Linked DNA regions of Homo sapiens: region 2 is linked to region 1. Evidence: read pairs that join two places in POLR2A ChIA-PET (ENCODE). Cell type or tissue: A673. All regions are shown on one strand. Links, peaks and the distances in the headings refer to the core of each region. The heading gives the core; the rest is flanking DNA.

Evidence for each region. Peaks named below come from ENCODE experiments on the same cell type or tissue, not always from the same donor. Only the 100,000 strongest peaks of a DNase experiment are listed, where the experiment ranks them.
Region 2: POLR2A ChIA-PET joins it to region 1 with 10 read pairs; 2 of 35 experiments call an interaction of 5 or more read pairs at or near these places.

The regions. Positions count from the first base shown.
Region 1 is chr2:142,534,453-142,539,846 of GRCh38, reverse strand. No RefSeq gene overlaps it. Among named protein-coding and RNA genes, the nearest start is that of KYNU, 340 kb to the left of the region's middle. In A673, for the core only: no CTCF peak of the experiment used is centred there; DNase peaks (open chromatin) are centred at 2,706 and 3,146; H3K4me3 peaks cover 1,652 bases; H3K27ac peaks cover 3,095 bases.
Region 2 is chr2:142,192,254-142,197,647 of GRCh38, reverse strand. No RefSeq gene overlaps it. Among named protein-coding and RNA genes, the nearest start is that of LRP1B, 64 kb to the right of the region's middle. In A673, for the core only: no CTCF peak of the experiment used is centred there; no DNase peak of the experiment used is centred there.

The DNA.
Region 1 (5,394 bases), core at 88-5,087:
CATTTGACGATTGAAGAGAAAGCTTCATTTGACACTGTTGAAGAGAAAGCTTCATCTACCTCCCCAGAAACACATGTCCAGGCTCTCAAGTCATTTTAAAAAGATGATAATTTTGATAATCTGTGTGTTATTTTAATTTCTGCTAATTTTAATACTTCCCTAAACTTCTTTGATGATTTTCTTTGTGTTCTTTTGCATTGTTTTCAAGCACTCACTCTTTTGTTTTTTAATCTGTGTTTTTAATTTGTCTATTTTTTCATTAAAGTCTGGATATAAAATACTCAAATACAGGTTTTAAAAAATTCCACGAAATTGTAGACATAATATTTGCATAATTGGAGCACATATGACTATAGCACTTCACAGTTAGGGGTTAAAGTTAAAGACAATGTCTAAATCACCGGAATCATCTGTGTGGGCAGATATTTCTGTAAAACGTATTTTGTTCTGACATCAAATATTCAAGGGACAAATTAAACTATGTAGAGTAAACTCTTATGGGATCTTTCCCGAAGATTAGTTTTCTCAACATTGTTTCCTCAAGGGAACAACATAAAGGAGTATATTGGCTGATGTCAAGAGTGATATTCATTAGGGAAATTAGGAGTGTTTTTATGGTGAAACATGTAGAATTGGAATAAAATATCATGTAAGTCAATCTGACAAATACCCTTTAGAAGTTAGGTGGAGAAACCTAACAGCACTAATCTCAACTTCAATTTTTGAACAAGAAACACCATCAAAACAGGATGATGGTGGTGTTACCGGAAGGAAGGCCTTGAGTGAGTTGTCCAGGTCCTTGGCATTTTGAACAAAGAATTGAACAAAATGCATGAAGTTTGTTACTTTGGAACGAAACACAGAAATGAAGCAGCGAAAGCAGGGATTTATTAAAGCAAGAAAGCACTCTACAGGGTGGGAGCGGGCCCGAGTCAGCAGCTCAAGGGCTCAGTTACAGTTTTCTGGGTTGGAAGTGCTCCTTTTTGAGGTCCCTGTCAGTTACCCTTATCTAGATAAAGGATTTGGTCCATGGCTAAAGACTGAGGTGGATTGGCTCATGGCTAACCCAAGGCCAAGCAGACTGGCGCCCTGTGCTGATGAAGGGGTGCCCAGTGCTTGGCCCTTGGCCACTCCAAGGCACTCTCCCTTTCCATCTTAGACATGGTGGGGTGGGGAGGGTTGTAGAGAAAGTGGCCTTGGATCCCTTCTTTCTGGGGTGTGGGGAGGCAGGGTTTTCCCTTTTGGTTTAGCTTTAGGAAGTTCGCATTAATTGGTCTTAGGTTCTCTGACCCCAGACCCAGGTGTTTAACCTTTGATTTAACTTTAAGAAATTATCACGAATTGTCCTCAGATTCCTTTCCCCCAGACCTTGATGGTTTCCCTTGATTCAGCTTTAGGAAGTCAGCACAAATCAGCGGCCTAAGTTCCCTGCCACCAGACCCTATTCTTCTGCCTCAGTGGTCTCCGCATCATTTCTTCGAGATCAAAAGAGAACCAAAAGTCATCTCTTCTACATCCTTGCTTTAGTAAGATAATGCTTATTTACACGTAAAGACATGAATGTACCTTAAATTTTATAAAAATATTTTCTACCCTTTACTCATTAAAATAATGTATGAATTTTAAGGCTCTCTAAGATAGATATTTGGTAGGAGAGAGAGAGAGAAAAAAATAATGCACTCACAAATTATTTCTGTGGAAAAAGTTCTGCAATTTCCGTACTTCTTTCTCATCTGTCCCTCTGACTTGGTTAATTGTTTGGGTCATAGAAAAGAATAAAGAACAAGTTTTCAAGTGACTTGCAAAGTTTTGAGTTAGACACTTTCAGAAGGAAGATGCTTCAACCTTCAACCTAAAAATTGAATGCAAAATCTTGTAGTCAAGCATTTCTATTCATGTTAGCCTGGAGTAAGAACAAAAAGCATAAAAGACTAAAAAGATTTCAGTTGAAACAAAGGGCATTTGGGAATGGAGTCACATACTGAGCATATCAAAGATTCCAAAGCTAGGTTCCTGCTTTTCGGTTTTCTGTAGAAATGACATCTCAGAGGAGTAAATATAAAGAAGAACAATGAAAGAGAGAGGGTATTGGTAGGAGGAGATCAAGAAAAACATTATAAAAAATGAGATTTTGAATAGTTCATATGGATTTTGTTCTTCTTTTATCCTGAATGGGAACCAAAATCTATCTGGTTGGGAGACAAAAAAAAAAAAAAAATAGAGAAAACTTTGATTCATAACAATTGACTAGCAAAGAATCTAAGAGAATCTAAAGTTTTGGGTGATAAAATGATTTTTCAGACACTCTTTAATATACTTTTAACAATATTTCTGCCTCTGTTTTTTCATATTTTCTGGTTATATAATAAAGAGAATTATCTGATTACAGTTTTCTTTTTCCTAGGCTTTTTATATCTCCAATGCATTTTAATGTTTCTATAGAGTCAACCCAATATGCCAATTTTATCCAAAGAACAAAATTTCTAACCTATATTATTTCTCTGTTTGTCTTCTTCCCCTTCCTCTCCAACCCACCCACATACTGACAAACTTATGTATCCTTTATTTGAGTTCCCCGTTCTCCTAATTTAGAATATCTATGACTTACCAGGTTGTAATGTAGTATTCATGTTGTCTCACTTGAAATCGGAGTAAGTTATGCACTAAGGGAATTTTGCAAGTGAAATCGCTTAAAGACAAGACGATGACACATCACAATTTTCTTTTCCTAGTTGCAAGCGGTACAATGTATTAGGTGGAAATTATCAATGTCTCGGAAAGACACAGTAACTCAAAACTCCTCCAGCACAGTGAACTGCTACAGCTGGGGCAAAAAGGAATAAAACTGCCAAAAAGCATCAAGGAGTTTGAGAAAGTGATAAAGTCTGGAAATGCATTTATGAATGACAAGCATATGGGTTTTTAGCAACTCACTTGTTGAAAAGTTGAAAAAAGTGCAGAGGTTATATTTTTCTTCAATTCCTTTTATTATTATTGAATTATTCCAGCAGCAGACCTTTTTCTTCAAAAGAATTTCTTAGAATTCGTTAATTACCTGATTTCATGTCAGCCAGATATTTTCCTCTCAAGCCAGCGCACCGTAACAGTTGATGCCCGGTGGCTAACCTCCTGGCAACCAATGCAGCTTCGTTTGATGATTAATTATTCATTGAGCGCCTACCATGAAGAGGGAAAAGCTTGCATTCTTGCTAGAAGCTTGCAGCTTGCTAGGCAAACACCAACCAAATGAAGCAAACAAAAATGTTACACATTTGTCCTTTTTCTGCATATTCTGGATCCTCAAAGGGGGAGTGAATTTCTAAGATGGGACTAGTGTCTACATCATTTTAGTAATTTAACAAAATTCTTTGAAAATGACTTGATTAGTGTGTTAGTGTGATAGCCACAAACCAGGGACAATTCCACTACACAGACTTTTTTTTAGTGGATTTAAACTCTATATGTGTAAAGTATTAAGTTCAGGGTATAATATATGTGTATGTATCTATTACTTTTAATGGCAAAAAATGCAATTACCTTTGCACCAACTTAGTATCTATTGATTCTATCTAATCTATATCTTGCATCTATCTACATTTGTCCATATATACAGTCATATGTCAGTCAGTAATGTTGCAGGAACATGGTAGAGTGCACATACACAATCCTAGATAGTACAGTCTACTACACAACTAGGCTGTATGGTATAGCCTAATGCTCCTAGGCTGAAAACCAGTAGAACATGTTACTGTACTGAACACTGGAGACAATTATAACACAATGGTAAGTATTTGTGTACCTAAACATATCTAAACGCAGAAAAGGTTCAGTAAAAATATGGTAAAAAATAGTACACCTGTGTAGGGTACTTACCATGAATGGACTGGAAGTTGCTCTGGGTGAGTCACTGAGTGTGTAGTGAGTGAACCCAAAGGCCTAGGACATTACTGTACACTACTGTAGACTTCATAAACACTGTACACTTAGGCTACACTAAGCTTATTAAAAATATTTTTTCTTCAATAATAAATTAACCTTAGCTTATTGTAGCTTTTTTTACTTTATAAACTTTGGTTTTTTTTAAAATTTTGACTCGTAAAACACTTAGCTTTAAACATAAACACATTGTACAGTTATACAAAAATATTTTCTATAAGCTTCTTTCTGCTTTATTTTGTTTTTTTTTTTTTTTTTTTTACTTTTTAAAACTTTTTTTGTTGTTGTTAAAAATGAAGCCCCAAACACACATATTATCCTAGCCCCACACAAGGTCAGGATATTCAGTATCACTGTCTTCCACCTTCACATCTTGTCCCAGTGGAAGGTCTTCAGGGACAATGACACCATGCCATTGTCTATGACATCATCTCATATGATAACAAAGTGTTCTTCTGGACCTTGTAAGGACCTGCCTGAGGCTGTTTTTTCAATTAACATTTTTTATAGGTAGAAGAAGTACACTCTAAGATAACATTTTAAAGTATAGTAAATACATAAACCAGTAAGGCAATCATTTATTATCATTATCAAGTGTTATGTACTGTACATAATTGTATGTGCTATCCGTTTAAATGACAGGCAGCATAGTAGGTTTGCTTACACAAGCATCACCACAAACATGGGTAATCCACTGCCCTATGACATTAGGACATCACTAGGCAATATAAATTTTTCATCTCTATTATAATCTTATGGGACCACTGTCATATATGTGATCTTGACCCAAGCATCGTTATGTTGCATATGACTGTATGAAGTCCATGGGGTGAGAAAAGAAAAATATTGACAGGGTAAAATATTTTCAACCTTTGGTTATAATGAGCAAAATAAAATTGGCTTAGTGTTTTGTATGGCTTCGAACACAATCCCCAAGCATGAATACCATTTTGAAGTGGAAGTGCATCCTAAAAACAAAGCAGATGATGATAATTGTGAAAACCTCAAACTGTAAGGTAGAGATGCTCAGAGGCTTTTGCCAGAAGCGACATGTAAGGGTAATAAAGCCATGCTGCTGGGGGATGGGATTCAGGGATTCTAGTTCCAGTTTAGCACTTTATTTAACAGAACAATTGCTAAACTCTTTGTTGGCCTGTGAGGCATAAAATGGGAATTCTCTGTATAAATTATTACAACAAGCCACCTTAGCATTCTGCCTTTTGATACATGATTACAAATGTTTCAGAGAAACTCACAAATCTCATGGAATGTACAGAGCTTTGGTCTGCTTTCTGTATTACATACTGTTTTATCAATGAAAAAAATGGAAGTGGCAATGAGATGTTGCTCTTAAATTTAGAAAGTAAGTATATGTTCGGATGTATGAGACTGAATAGCCCTTATTTAATTTCCAGCTGGGGTGACTTATTGAGCCCTATTCTTGTTACCTTAAATGTC
Region 2 (5,394 bases), core at 232-5,231, 340 kb after region 1:
TCTAATTTGAAGTGTCCAACTGAATGGGCCACCAGTTGTATAACCACAAGCCAAATCAAAATATAGAGTAATACTGCAAGAGGTTCCCCCATGCACCCTCTCAATCAATTGTCTCTCCTAGAAGGAAACACTATTTTGATCTCTATCATAATGCCTTAAAAGTTCACTTTGATAGAAAACAGTTTTTCATAATTAATTTAGTAAAATCAAAAATTTATATTCTTATATAGCCTATTGCAGAGATAAGAGAGGTTATTTATATGTAACTTTGACTAGCCTGGCTTTTGCACAGTATCTAGTTCACTAGATATAACTACCACTAGCATCAGCTTATTTTGTGCGGTGCTGTGTGGAGCAGAAATAAAAAGCCTCCTTCAATGGCAAACCTTCAAAAGCATTACTCAAGAGTCATGATGAAGTCCTAATTATTATGGGGTGTATACCGAATCTCAAATAAAGTCAGAGTCTTTGAAGGCAAAGAAGGCCTACATTTCATGCCACTAAGTTAAGAAAGATAAAAATTCAAGGTTTATATGTTGATGGCAACTACAAAAGCTTTGTTAAAATAATAGTCATACTCTTCTTCTCACATAATAATGCTTCTGTTGTAAAGCTTCACAGTTTGGTGGGGTGAACAAAATTGATGAATAATGGCTTTCTACTAGTGGTGCAAAATAGCAAAGCCATTCATTTCATTCTAGTATAGTTTGTCATATTTTCCAGACTTTTTAAAATCAGAAAACGAAGTCTTTATGTGTGCTGTGTGACATAGTAGTACTTCCTCACAGAGCACACTCATTGATGGTGCTTTGTACGGAAAGGATGCCACTCCTGAAATTCTGACAAGTAAAAGGCAGATTTTCCACTGCATCTAGCCTAAGATTGGGAAAGTTCAAAGAGAGAGAAGTTGGATGAATTTGTTGGGCGTCAGTGAATTGAACATAAACAGTAGGCAAGAGGCTATGATGTTTTTATTGGTAGAGTTCAGTAGGAGACTCCTTCATTCAGGAAAAATTTGTAGAGCCCCTACTTGAGGGACTGTGCTAAATATATTCTCTAAGGGAAATAAAGACAATGAGAATCTTTGCTGAATAATGATTCAGATCAGTAGAGAAGGCAAGACATACAAATAATGATGCAAAAAAAGTTTTACCATACATATAAAGCAACATGTTAAAATTACTATTTGACAAAGACTGGATGCAAAATTTGAAAGTAGAAAACAGAAATGGCAAAGAATGTCCTGGTAACACAGAAATATCCTAATTTTAAAATCCCACCACTACGACCCCTCTACCACCCCTAATATCTCAATATGTCCTTCTTTTCTTTCTTATTTTTTTGTTTCTTATATTTTTTCCTTTTTGTGTGTTTGATATAGTCTTGCTATTTCACTCAGGCTGGAGTGTAGTGGCACACTGCATGGTTCACTGCAGCCTCGACCTCTGGGCTCACACCGTGCCAATTTTGTTTTAGAGAGTCAGGGTCTTGCCATATTGCCTAGGCTGGTCTTGAATTCCTTGGCTCAAGTGATCCCCCACCTCTGCCTCCCAAACTGTTGGGATTACAGGCATAATCCACCACGTCTGGCCCAAAATACTTTCAAACATATTTGTTACTATTATCCAACCAGATCCATCTCCTCTTTGGATGTCATGCACTGCAGCTTCATCTAGTATGCTGTTTCCCTACTTAGAAAGCATTTATTCTGTTTCTTTCCATTATTTCCTTGAAGATTCACTTCAAATTTGTGTTCAAGAAGCCATCCCTAATTGTGTGCAATAGACGTATATTCTTCCTTCATCACATTTCCTCAATAATTGGATGTAAATATCATATTACATTGCTGTGACCTGTTTAAGATCACTTTCCTCCCTACAAGAAAATGGCTAAAAAATGTTGCATTGGGTTATTATTCATTAGTATTAAATACATATGAAATATTCAAAGTGTTTGCTGGATCATTCAATATTTGATTGAAGAGAAGAATGTTGCTTCTGTGTAGAGGAAGCTCAGCATAGCAGAAGGCAGGAATCAGAGTTAAATGCTGTTGGTGTGATCCTCAGATCTGTCAGTGAAGAACTGCAATCCTAAGTAAACCATATCTGAAGGCACAGAGACAGGAACAAATAACAAGTAGTAATCTGAGGGAAATGATGGAGTTTAGCTTGTTACCAATCGATTCTATTTAATAGATAAGGAATTATAATGCATTGCGTCATTGCTTAATGAGGAATAACAAGGCACAACAAAGTTTCCTATTGCCATAAAATAAAGGGAATGACATCCAACAATGAGTTTGATTTTTTAAGTAGATTCTGGGGGTTCATGTGCAGGTGTGCTACATGGGTCTATTTGCATAATGCTGATGTTTGGGTTTCTGTTGAATGCATCACCCAAATAATGAACATAGTACCTGATAGGTAGATTTCAACCATTGCTCCCCTTCCTCCCTTCCTCCTTTGGGAATTGACAGTGTCGATTGTTTCCATCTTTATGTCCATGTGAACCCTTTGTTTTGCTCCCACTTATGAGAATATGTTCTGAGTTTCTGTTTCTAAATTAATTCACTTAATAGCCTCCAGCTGCATCCATATTGCTGCAAAGAACATGATTTTATTCTTTTTATGACTGCATAGTATTCCATGGTGTATGTGTACAACCAAAAAAAAAAAAATGCAAAGAAACAACTGAGTCTTAAGAAGAGGTTGAAAGATGTCCAGCAAGGCAAAGGAAGATGAAATTAGGACTGTCGGATTTGGCTTTCAGAAAGATATACTGCTCAAGCACTTTGGAAAGGGTGATTTCCATGGATCAGATTGCAATCTGTTGAAGGGTAATTAAAAGTTGGGAATAGAGATTCTGAATGTAGATTATGCTTTTTAAACGGTGGGATCAATGAAGACAGAAAAGGACAAACAGCCTCAATGTGAAGGTCTAAAGGCACGTAAAGTCAAGTTTTTGCTTTATTTGATGTTTCACTTTTTGTTTTGTTTTTGGTTGAAACATTTTAAAAGAGCCATACTGACATCCTTTATTTTGCATTTCCTATACTTCAAAATAGCACAAATATAACTTTGCTATGTAATGCTTATCATATGTAATTTTTTATTCATGCCACACCCAAGAAATAAAAGCAGTTTACACTGTCATTTTTGTTTAAAGTTTTTACAAGTTGTTTATAAATAACTGCATTCTTTGAGTGACTTTGAACTTTGTTTAGGAAAAATGTTGTCACACTGTGTGTTCTGGCAATAGTTTGATTATGTTTGACTGCTTTTGCTTCCTGTGCATATTAATGTGTGGCTCCCATGTCACTAGAAAAAAATCAAGAGCTTCAAACCTGTGAGCAAACCATTCAAAGAAGATTGTAATGATATCACACAAATTTCCCTTTTTGGTGTCCAAAAGAGAAATAAAACGTCAATTGCCTTGCTACTTGATTAATTATTCCAGGGGCCAACAAACTATGACCTATAGGCCAAATTGGGTCTGCCACCTCTTTTTAAATAAAGTTTTATTAGTACATAGCTACATCGATATATTTATACCATCCATAGCTGCTTTCATATACACACAATTGTGCAGTTGAATAATTCTGACAAGATCAGGTAGCTCACAAAATCTAAAATACTCATTATCCTTTAAAGAAAACCTTTGCCAATCCTTGTATCAGAGCTTTATATAATTATAGTGAAGACAAATATTAACTTCTAAAACAGATTTGAAATATGTGCTTTCCCAAATTATATTTATTTATGTTGACACAATTAATTCAACAAATATGTATTGAGCACCTTCTATAAAGCCAGATCTTTTTGAGGTTATAGCAGTTAACAAAACAAATGAAACTCTGTCCTCATAGAGGTTGCATTCTAATTGTAGTCAACTGGACACTCAACAATCAACAAATAACAAAATAAATGAGAAACTATATTTAAAAATACTGTGCCAGATGATCATATGCACCCTGTATAAAACAAACAAGGACAAGGAATAATGAGTATCAGGGATTGGAGGGATTAAGGAGCATACATTTACTACTATATATTGTTTATAGTGTCCTAAGATTGTCCTTGAATAAAATGAAATTATCAGCCAAGAGATCAAGTAAAATAGAACTACTCCCTAACTAAAATGTCTGCATCCTAAGTTGATAACATTCAGTCCACACACTCATTAAAATATACTACTAGGCTTCACTTTTAATTTGGACCTGTTTCTGAACCCACAATTTACAAAATGGTGCAAGACCAAAAAAGAACCATATTATGCAAAGTCAATCCCCTCAAGAAAGCTTATCACATTAAGTTGGTCCCTAAAATTCTGCACAAATTCAGTGTTTAAAGCCAATGCATAATCCCTGTATAATATTATATAAGAGAGTAAACTTTGTATAAAATTGTTTATGTCAGCCTAGCAAATAATAGTTAAAAAAAAAAGGCAGGGGTTAAAAAAAAAAAAACTCTAATAATATTGTAAATCTTTCTCCCAAAATAAATGGAATGTAGGAAGGGGGCAGGGATAGCATTAGGATATATACCTAATGTAAATGATGAGTTAATGGGTGCAGCACACCAACATGGCACATGTATACATATATAGCAAAACTGCACGTTGTGCACATGTACCCTAGAACTTAAAGTATAATAAAAATATATATAAATAAAAATAAATGCTAATGCCATTAAAAATATTTTAAAAAGATGGTTGACATCACTTATAATTTTAAAAATGCAAACTAAAACTATACCAAGATACCATCTTTTACCAATACAATTGGCAAAAATCCAAAAGCTTAACCAAGAACTATTTTGTTGAGTCTTGGGTAAAAAATAAAAATAAAAATAAAATAAAATAAAATAAATGGAATGTAGTCATCACTTAATCATTTTTAGCCCATGAAATATTATAAACAATATAAAATAGCCAGCTATAAACAATCTGTAATCCAATAACAATTTTATTTTATTATATTGATAAGGCAAATGGTAATTTATACTTCTATTTTGCTAGAACTTTTTGAATGAACTACGTAGATCATGTACAATGGACATAAACTCCCTTTATGTGTGCCAAACCAAAAATATAAAAATCAAATGGGAATGTGATTTTTACTGGGATACCTTGAGATCTGAAAGCTCTCTGTAGCTTGTCAGTACAGCAACCCTGTTCTGAGTTTTGATTAACTGTCTTTTTACTTGAATTAGATATTAGTTTCTTGATGTTTTTATTTTAAGAGAAAATTACTATTGAAATGTTCAAGATAGCTTTAGAGTTAACATTAAGATTCAAGGAAAAATGTTTTAAAAACCCATGTTCTTAATTTCTCTGAGATATATACTTTTTCCTTTTTCATTTTTACATTAATGTTTTATGGGAGGAAAAGTAATT